Regions from separate parts of the Homo sapiens genome. Here region 1 is linked to region 2. Evidence: read pairs that join two places in POLR2A ChIA-PET (ENCODE). Cell type or tissue: MCF 10A. All regions are shown on one strand. Links, peaks and the distances in the headings refer to the core of each region. The heading gives the core; the rest is flanking DNA. Region 1 has its middle 93 kb from the start of BMAL1. Region 2 has its middle 16 kb from the start of BMAL1.

Region 1 (4,396 bases), core at 263-4,262, 77 kb after region 2:
TTTGTGAGGTCTTCAGGAGCTTACAATCGTGGTGGAAGGCAAAGCAGTAGCAGGCATGTCACATGGCAAGAACAGGCATGAGAGAGAGAAAGGGGGAAGTTTACACTCCTCTAAACAACCAGGTCTCATGTGAACACCAGGTCCCACCTCCAACGTTGGAGAATACATTTCAACATGAGATTTGGAGGACACAAACATCCAAACCATATCAGTGGGTCTTGGAGAAGAACATTCTTTCTCTTTGTTCATGTTTCTGCATGGGAAGAATATCTACTAGAGTAGCATACCTGGCTTTCTCAGTCCCGCTCATTTATTCCTCCTTCAGCAAAGAGAGGGAGTAGATTTTCTGGCTGATAAGTTAGGGAGAAGGACAGGTCATGTGCAGCCCAGCAACTTTCTATGCTTCTTGTCTCTTTTCTTTTGGGATATGTCTTCCTGAAATAAATACATATTGTATTTGTTTCTCCATATCTTATTATGCAGGACTTCCCTCCTATCCTCTAATAAATTTTTCACATGGCCCTGCGGATCTGCTTTAAACCCATCTCCACCTGCTCTGCACTCTTTGAGGACTGTATCAAATGACTCCTTTGCCCTCTGCCTTCTGGTTAGGTTTGGCCAATGGAAGGCACAGACATGAAATCAGAGGCCAGGAGGAAGAGAATAGGGGCAGGTTGTTTGTTTTCCTGAATCTCCTTCACCAGGTAATGTGTGTGCTGTCTCCTTTGACTGATGGCCACAGCTCCATTCCAACCTCCCTCTCTTGCAGCTATTCTCCTTGGGTTCTGGTAACCTCTCCCTTCTTGTGTTCCTTCAGGCCTAAGGGTGGTAATGGCTTCTTTTCCTTGTGAGCCCCAGGTGTGTCACCATGCCTTCTGGTTTCCATTAACCCTTATAAATAATTCCTTTCCTAATCACTGTTTATTTAACCTGTCGGATGAGCATAACATCTGTTCTTTCCCATACTAGTCAGGGTTCTCTAGAGGGACAGAACTAATGGAATATATACATGTTTATTAAGTTTTTACTCACATGATCACAAGGTCCCACAATAGGCTGTCTATAGGCTGAGGAGCAATGAAAGCCGGTTTGAGTCACCAAACTGAAGAACTTGGAGTCTGATGTTTGAGGGCAGGAAGCATCCAGCACAGGAGGAAGTTGTAGGCTGGGAGGCTAGGCCAGTCTCTCTTTTCACATTTTTCTGCTTGCTTATATTCTAGCCACTCTGGCAGCTGATTAGATTGTGCCTAACCAGATTAAGGGTGGTTCTGCCTTTCCCAGCCCACTGACTCAAATGTTAATCTCCTTTGGCAAAGCCCTCACAGACACACCCAGGATCAGTACTTTGTATTCATCAATCCAATCAAGTTGACACTCAGTATTAACCATCACAGACCCTAAACAACCCAACCTATTGCCTTCTTGCTTACTAGGTTTGGCTGGGCCTGGAGACTGGGCCAGATTTAAAACCAGAGGTAGAAAAGCAAGAGAGGGATCAGATAGTGACCTAGACAGAGAATTTGCTCTATTGAGGGTCATACTGTCAAAAGGCCTGGCCCATGAGTCCTCAGTGCCTGTTCTCAATCGCCCACCTGTTCCCTACTCCCCACCCTCCTGCTCCCATACTGCTGCCTCCACCCCAGGCCAAGGGAGCTCCAGCAGTGGCTTGGAGCTGGAGAAGTCCTGCTGTCCCTGCCCAGCAGATGTGTGTGAGTGAAGGGGTTGGGGGGTGGAGGAGGAACCTATGACACAAAAGAATCTCCTGGTTTCACCACAAGAAGGACTATATGCTCCTAAGGTCTAGGTTGAAATCTGGAGTGGGATTTCCCCAGAAATGTTTTTACATTTACTTCCATCATCACAACACGATTGTTTAGATACATGAGTGAAGAATGGCATTCAATGATGAATGAATTTTATGGGTTGGCTGGACCTAACATTGTTTCTATGGTGAAATGTTTCAAATACATAGCAACCAAATCCCCAAGATGAGAAAATGTCTTCATTTACTAGGTGAAGAAAGACACATATAACCCACGCCCCTGCCATTTGAACTGACGCCACGTGGGAACCTCAGCATTCCTGAATCTTGTAGAAGCTGCCCTTGCCCTTCTTTCACGTCTTCCATTTTGAGGAGACTAAACCTGCTCTCCTTTGGCAGCCGAGGGTGTTTGGAAGTGACTCATGTAGGGAACCCACTGGTTACCCAGTAGCATGAGCACATCAGTCAAACGATTAGACCCCTGCCTCATATGTAGACCAATGACCCTGGAAATTGTTCTGTCAGACTCCTTCCAGTTCTCTGACAATCTGATAGGTGCTGGGAACACACTGCCTGGAGGTGAGTTGTTTACTTGGTTTAAGTGGTTCAGCTGAAGATTTCAACAGAGCTCTGCTGAGTTCGTACGGCAATACCAGTAGCCAGTGTTTAAACATTCATACCCCATGAAGCCAGACGATATCCAGAAATGGCACAGCTTGGAGATGCATCTTACCGAGATCACTGAGCTGCTGTGGCCTGAAAGCCCATTTAACTAGGAAGAATTATATGCAACAAAAAGCACGTTTACAAAGTCTGAAGGCTTCCTTGAGTTAGCATTTGAATGGTTGTCTTTTCTTTCATATGTGTTCTGACAAACTTTATGTTTGACTAGGTGTCTCTGTGGCTTTCTGAAATGATAATGAGTGTCAATAAATATATGGCTATATCTACATTTTAAAGTGTCAGAATAGAAGCAAATTGGAGCCAATGTGACATGGAATAAAGACTATATGAGCTTTATCACTGGACAGACCAGGTTACAATCCAGGAGCTTTGACTTATCAGCTGTGTGTCCTCGACATAGTTACTTAGCCTCCCTGAGCATGTGTCCTTAGATGTGAAATAGGAATAAGGGCACTTTATTGCCTTGTGGAGCTGTAGTAAGTGTCAACCTGGGATCAAACATTTATACATCTACTAGTTGCCTGGCATATTGAAGGTGCTCAGTAAATTGTAGATAAAAATATTTAGGATCTCATCTCATCTGAAACAGAATAAATCTGTGGATACTGGCTGCATTTACTATGAGGAATGATAGAGGGCAGACTTTACAAAGTTATGTATAAAATACATCGTCTTTCATTTTGACTTCCAAGAGGGTAGTGAGAATTCCATAAATGACTTTCTTAAATGTTTTGGCTGAAAGATGCCTCTGTCGCTACTTTTAATTTCTTTGCAGAAACTGGGGGTTTCCTGTTAGGCAAGAATTCCAGAGAAGGATATTGGGCAATGTTTAATTGACAACTTTCATCACCATGTACATGCCTGGTCCCCCAGATAATGGTGGAGCATTTTTGGCAGGTTTCTGACCACCTCTATACCTGTCATAGATTTGCTGATAAGTAGAGGAAATGAAAGATGCTGAATTTTCCTGACATCATTTCAAATTGCATCATTTGAAAACAGTATGAAGTGTATGACTAGAAGCATTACGGAATACAGAAAATCAACTTGCAGCTAACTGGCAATCAGGTTACCTCTAAATTAATGGTGGATTGGGCTGAGTGTGAATTCCATTCCACCACGAAAGAATGAATGGACATTCAATAAATATTTGTGGAACTCTGAAGACGTCCTGAAATGTAAACATTTGTTCTAGTTTACACTGCCACCTGCAGTCTTTGGGGGAACCAGCCTCACTGAATCTCCACAGCATTAAGTGTTATTTATCACTGCTTGACATTTTCAATAATTTAGAGATAAAAAACGGTATGTCTAAGTTGCTTTAGCTAGAATTTTTTGCTTACTGAAGATTTCCTACCTGTGGACTTCAACATTTTTATTTTTTAAATGAATTTATGATTATATCTTTGGCTCATTTTTCTATTTGAATCCTGACAATGTTTTTCTTAACTTCTATAATGGGCTTTTTGAAAATCATTGGTATCATCCTTTACAAAATGTAAGTGATACAGTTTTGTTAGTCTATGATTTCCTTGGCAGAGACCATAGAACATGGCAAACACTGAAAAATGTGTATTGAATTATGTTCTTTTAAGTAATCTTATATTTAAAAATACTTTTAAAAATATAAAAGAACTATGTACTTATTATTTTCAAAAAAATAAATATGTAGGCAGAGTAGAAGGATCCCCACTCAAAGGCAATCACTGTAGTTGTTACCAGGTACTTTTAATTTATTTTAATACCTGAATACTGTTCCTGCAAGTTATATTCTTATTTACCGATTTTCCAGTGCGTTCTCAGTTAGTTTTCAATTTTGCTCTATCATATACTGTTGTTACAAGAACAAAACACTAAATTATAAATATTTGTATTTACAATTGTATTGCAGTCTTCAAACCATGTGATCAACCACCTCCCTCCCACAACACACACACACGCACGCACGCG
Region 2 (4,396 bases), core at 197-4,196:
GTCAAATTAAGCTTCAGGCTCCACTCATGATCTTGCTCTTTACAGATTCCTTTAAATTTCTGTTTTGCAATCATATTTTCCCTAGAACCCAAAGGTTTGGTTCCCAGAAGCTACTTCTCTTTTCCTTCCTTCCCTGACCTTTAAAGGTTTCTTCCATTCTGAGAGACTAAATACCATTTCATCACTCTCTACCTGGCATCTCCAGCGCTGGCCTGGTCCTGAGTTTTCGTCCCGCATCTTTCTGCCTGGTGGAAGTTTCACTTTAATGCAACATGTTTGAACCAAGCTCTCAATCTACTCTTTAATCTTATTCTCCCTCCCAAACTGTTCCTGTCATTAGCACCACATTCTACCAGTCATTAGACTTTTAAAGCCACCCACTTGAATAGTTAACCTCTCCTTCCTTTGCAGACTTTCCTTCCTTCCTTCCTCCCTCCCTCCCTCCCTTCCTTCCTTTGTTCCTTTCCCTTCTCTCCTTCTCTTACTCCTTCCACAGATCTGCCCCTTGCCCACTTACTATGGGGTATTTAATAAGCACTTACTACATGCCAGTCCAGGTTACTCTTTGCCTTCCTGGAGCCTACAATCTGGTGAGAGAAACCCACAAGCAAGTAAACTAGTTATAGCTTCTGTCAAGTACAGTGAACTAGACAGAGGGCTGTGTACAGGATAATGAAGGGAGCAGACAAGAAAGGGCCTCTCTGAGGAGGTGATATTTAGACTGAGATCCATGAGGAACAGTGGATATAGGAGGGTGGGCTGCCCATATGAGGTCTGATCGGGTGCCAGAGCTTAATGAGCTGGCAGGAGAGTGGATAGGCCAGGAAAGAAGTGAGTAGAAGCAGATCTGGAGGGACTAGGAGGGCAGGTGAGTCTGACTTTATTCAAAGTGCTTTGGAAGCCTTTAGAGGGCTCAAGTGAGGGGGAACCTAATCCGACTTACACTTGGAAGAAGCATGGGGTGGACAGTGACCTTCTCAGCTGTTTTCTGAAGAAATGATTGGAGAGAAAGTGGGTAAACGTGTGGGTTTGCCTTTCTCTTCCAAATCTTCCCAATATAATGTTTTTCTAATTAAGACTAATATTCTTCCTTGCAATCAAAAGGGTGAGAGTTACATTCTGCACCACTCAACAGCCATGCTTCAGAGAGGGGTCTTGGGTACTGGCAGTGAGCGATATCAACAATGCAACAACAACAGTAAAGCTTACGGAGCATGACTATGTGTACTCAATATGAGTACTTATGTGCATTAGATGTTTTAGTGCACAAGAGCCTTATATAGGGTGTATTGCCACCTTTATTTTACAGAGAAGGACAAAGAGGTGAATTAACTTGTCCAAGGTCACAGAGCAGCTAAGACAAAAATGAATGAAGAAACGATTTCCAAATAAATATAGTCAGTCTTTGATTGGTTTTTCGTCCTGTCTTCCACATTCATTGTGAAAAATGCAAACTGTACAAAACTGCATAAAGTAGAAAGTTAAAGCTCCCTGTAACCCTGCCCCTAAGGTGAGAGTTTGAACTTGCGCTCCGTGGTTTTTCCCCCAGCAGAGCTAGAATACTTCCTATAGGCAACCTGAAAAGCTCTCAGGTATCTGACTTCTACAAAGGGGCTGGTCCTCTCTTAAGCCAGTTTAGAAACAGAAGAATATAAAGCCACTTTCTTACCATTTCTGCTATAGAAAGTGAACGCCAAACCATTCTGGCTACAAAGAGAGTCACACCCATTTGGAGTGAAAGCTTTCATGAGTTTACATCACTGCTTAGAAGGACAGGCCAAAAAATACAGCAGGAGGACAATGAGAGTTTACCTTCATCCACGAACAATAAAACGAGAACAATGTAGAAGAGAAATCTGGTTGTTCATTTCTCCTCATTTTTATGTCTCATAAGAGAAATCATTTGGGTTTTCTCTGTAAAAAAACAAAACAAAACCAAAAACCCTAGTTTTAGCAGCAAAACTAATCACAACAAAACGATATTCTGGTGTCATTTTATAAATTCTGAATAAAAGCTGGAGGTATTCAAATTTCTAAACCCTGCAGCACAAAAGGCAGCTTTCCAAACAGGACTAGGCCACGCTAACTGTTGAATAGGAAAACTAATTAGCATCCTGTGTGAACTATCTTGTCTTTTTTTAGGACCGGAAATCAAATGGGAAGGGTTCCCTCCTGTTCCAAGTGAGTTCCAGAAGAATTACTCACGCTCCTTAACCTATGAGTCAGAAAGGAGTCTAGGAGAGTGTTTCCAAAACAGGCTGACAATAAGATAAACAAAGCAATTGATCTGTGGCAGTCAGGAGATCAGGGCTGCCACTGGTCAAAGTGAGGGATCAGGTCTAGAGTGTAAGATGGTAAACCTGGGATCGGCTGAGTCTCCCTGGAGAAGCCGTGCCAGAGCTCTGCAGACCAACCAGCCCCGAGCCATTTCCCGAAAGTCAATGTCCACAGGGAGGTTTGGTTCAGAACCTTTATTCAATTTCATTGATTTAGTGTATGGAATTGTAGCATCTTTCCCCCCGTATAACTCAAGGGACTTGTCTGCCATCACACTGCACTGCCTAGCCTGGCTCTCTAAATGCTTTGGCTATCCATGCGTTTGGACGTCCCACAACACAGGATATTAATCATTTCAGGACTCTGGGCCTGTTCCCAGTGTCCATGTTCGCCACTGTTGAGCTGCAGCCAGAAAAGCAGTTCCCAAATGACAGAGACGTTCCTAAACTTAAATACAAAGTAATCAAAATTCAGTTTAGGAGATAACCCAGCATCAAGCAGATACTCTCCTGGGAAGGTAGAGGATAAACTTCCTCATTGCTCCTTCTAGGGAAGAGTCTGAAGCCAGGGCTCAGCTCTGTCTGCGGCTGCTACAGGCCTACAGGCATCTCCTAACGGAGGATTTAGGGGTGTGCACGAGGCCTCATGAGGACACTGCCCCGCTAGCCTGATCCTTCCTTCCAAGAGAAAACCGCAGTGTGGATGTGCCGAGGTCGGCCCTGCCATGGAGGAAGAGCGGAAGCTGACTGGTGTTTTTCTCGATCCGCCATTAGACCTATTCGTGTACAGAGGCCAGGCTGAGGTGAGGGTGGGGTGGAGGAGGAACAGTGTCCTAAACAAGAATCCTGTCTCATCTGCTTGCCCTGACTTGCCCCTCTGTCCATCTGTCACGCAGTAGTCAGTCATCTTTCTAAACGCAGCTCTCAGATCACCTCCTCTCCTGAAAGCCTTTGAGGGAACCCTCCCTGAATACACACCTACAGAAATTCCAAAATTCTTCATAGGCCATCCAAGGCCCTTCACTCCTTGACTTTCTGCCTAACTTTCAGATTCATTACCAGCCACTCCCTGAGCTTCTAACCACATTTGCCTGCTCATTATTTCCTGAAAACATTGTGTACTTTTAGCTCTGCTTTCTTTATTCATGCTGTTTCTTCTACCTGGAATCCCATCGCCTACTGACTGCCTCCTGCTCAGCCCTGCAGTGCGCCCCCCCACATCTCACCTCTTTTTGCAGGAGTGCTCCTGGGTCCTGTTCCCACCCCTGCTGAGTTCGTTGCTCCCTGATCTGTGTTTGCATGGCACTAGATGCGTGCCTCTCTTCTAGCAGCTATTACCTTGTATGGGATCGGTCCATGCTCTTGATCTTCCCCATTAGACTGTGGGCTCCCCAGGGATGAGTGCTGTGTTTGCTCCATCTTAATTGAATCAAGGAGAGTTTACACATCAGCTGTTACACTCTTTGCCATTCATATAATGGCCAAAAGTTTAAAAGAAGCTGCATTGCAGCAATGGTCAATCCTGCTGCTCTCCCTCCATGCAGCTTTTTGCATTCAATGTGACTTTCAGCAACATTTGGCTTGCACCAACACTGATGGTATTCAGTTTCAAAAGAGTAACAGTTTCAGGGTGCACGTTTTCTGCATTTAATTGTTTAAGATAGGAACAGATAGCGTACCTAAATTGCACTCCAAGTCTCCCTCTCCCTCCCTCCTTCTCCTCTGTTTTTCTCTCCCTCCATCTCTCTGTCGTTGTTTTTCATTCTCTGTCTCTCCCTCTGCCCCCCGCCCACACAGATACACAACACACAGAGTAGAAATGCCTAAGGACACATGAATGAAGTTAGGGTACAAGGTTTAGTATGTAGTAAAAAATTTTAATGCCATGTCAAACAAAAAGCCCATTAGTTAACAGGTGTTTGCAGAAGGGCACTCCAGGTCCTCAGCCCTCAGCCAACCTAGGTGCTATAAAGGAATACCAACTTAGGCAAATTCCTGATATTGCTTTGGAAAATGGTTACACTGACTTTCCTTCCTTTCTCAGACATTTCCTCTCTCAATGTTCGCACATGGTGTTCTCTGCCTGGAAAGCCTTTGCCCTTCACCGCAGTGCCTCCATT

What was found. ChIA-PET counts read pairs that join two places held together with the same protein. Peaks named below come from ENCODE experiments on the same cell type or tissue, not always from the same donor. Only the 100,000 strongest peaks of a DNase experiment are listed, where the experiment ranks them.
Region 1: POLR2A ChIA-PET joins it to region 2 with 5 read pairs; 2 of 35 experiments call an interaction of 5 or more read pairs at or near these places.

What each region holds. Positions count from the first base shown.
Region 1 is chr11:13,182,456-13,186,851 of GRCh38, reverse strand. No RefSeq gene overlaps it. Among named protein-coding and RNA genes, the nearest start is that of BMAL1, 93 kb to the left of the region's middle. In MCF 10A, for the core only: CTCF peaks have their summits at 3,098 and 3,642 (motif pointing left); no DNase peak of the experiment used is centred there.
Region 2 is chr11:13,259,642-13,264,037 of GRCh38, reverse strand. No RefSeq gene overlaps it. Among named protein-coding and RNA genes, the nearest start is that of BMAL1, 16 kb to the left of the region's middle. RefSeq lists an enhancer at 1,842-3,041. In MCF 10A, for the core only: no CTCF peak of the experiment used is centred there; DNase peaks (open chromatin) are centred at 2,197, 2,627 and 3,217.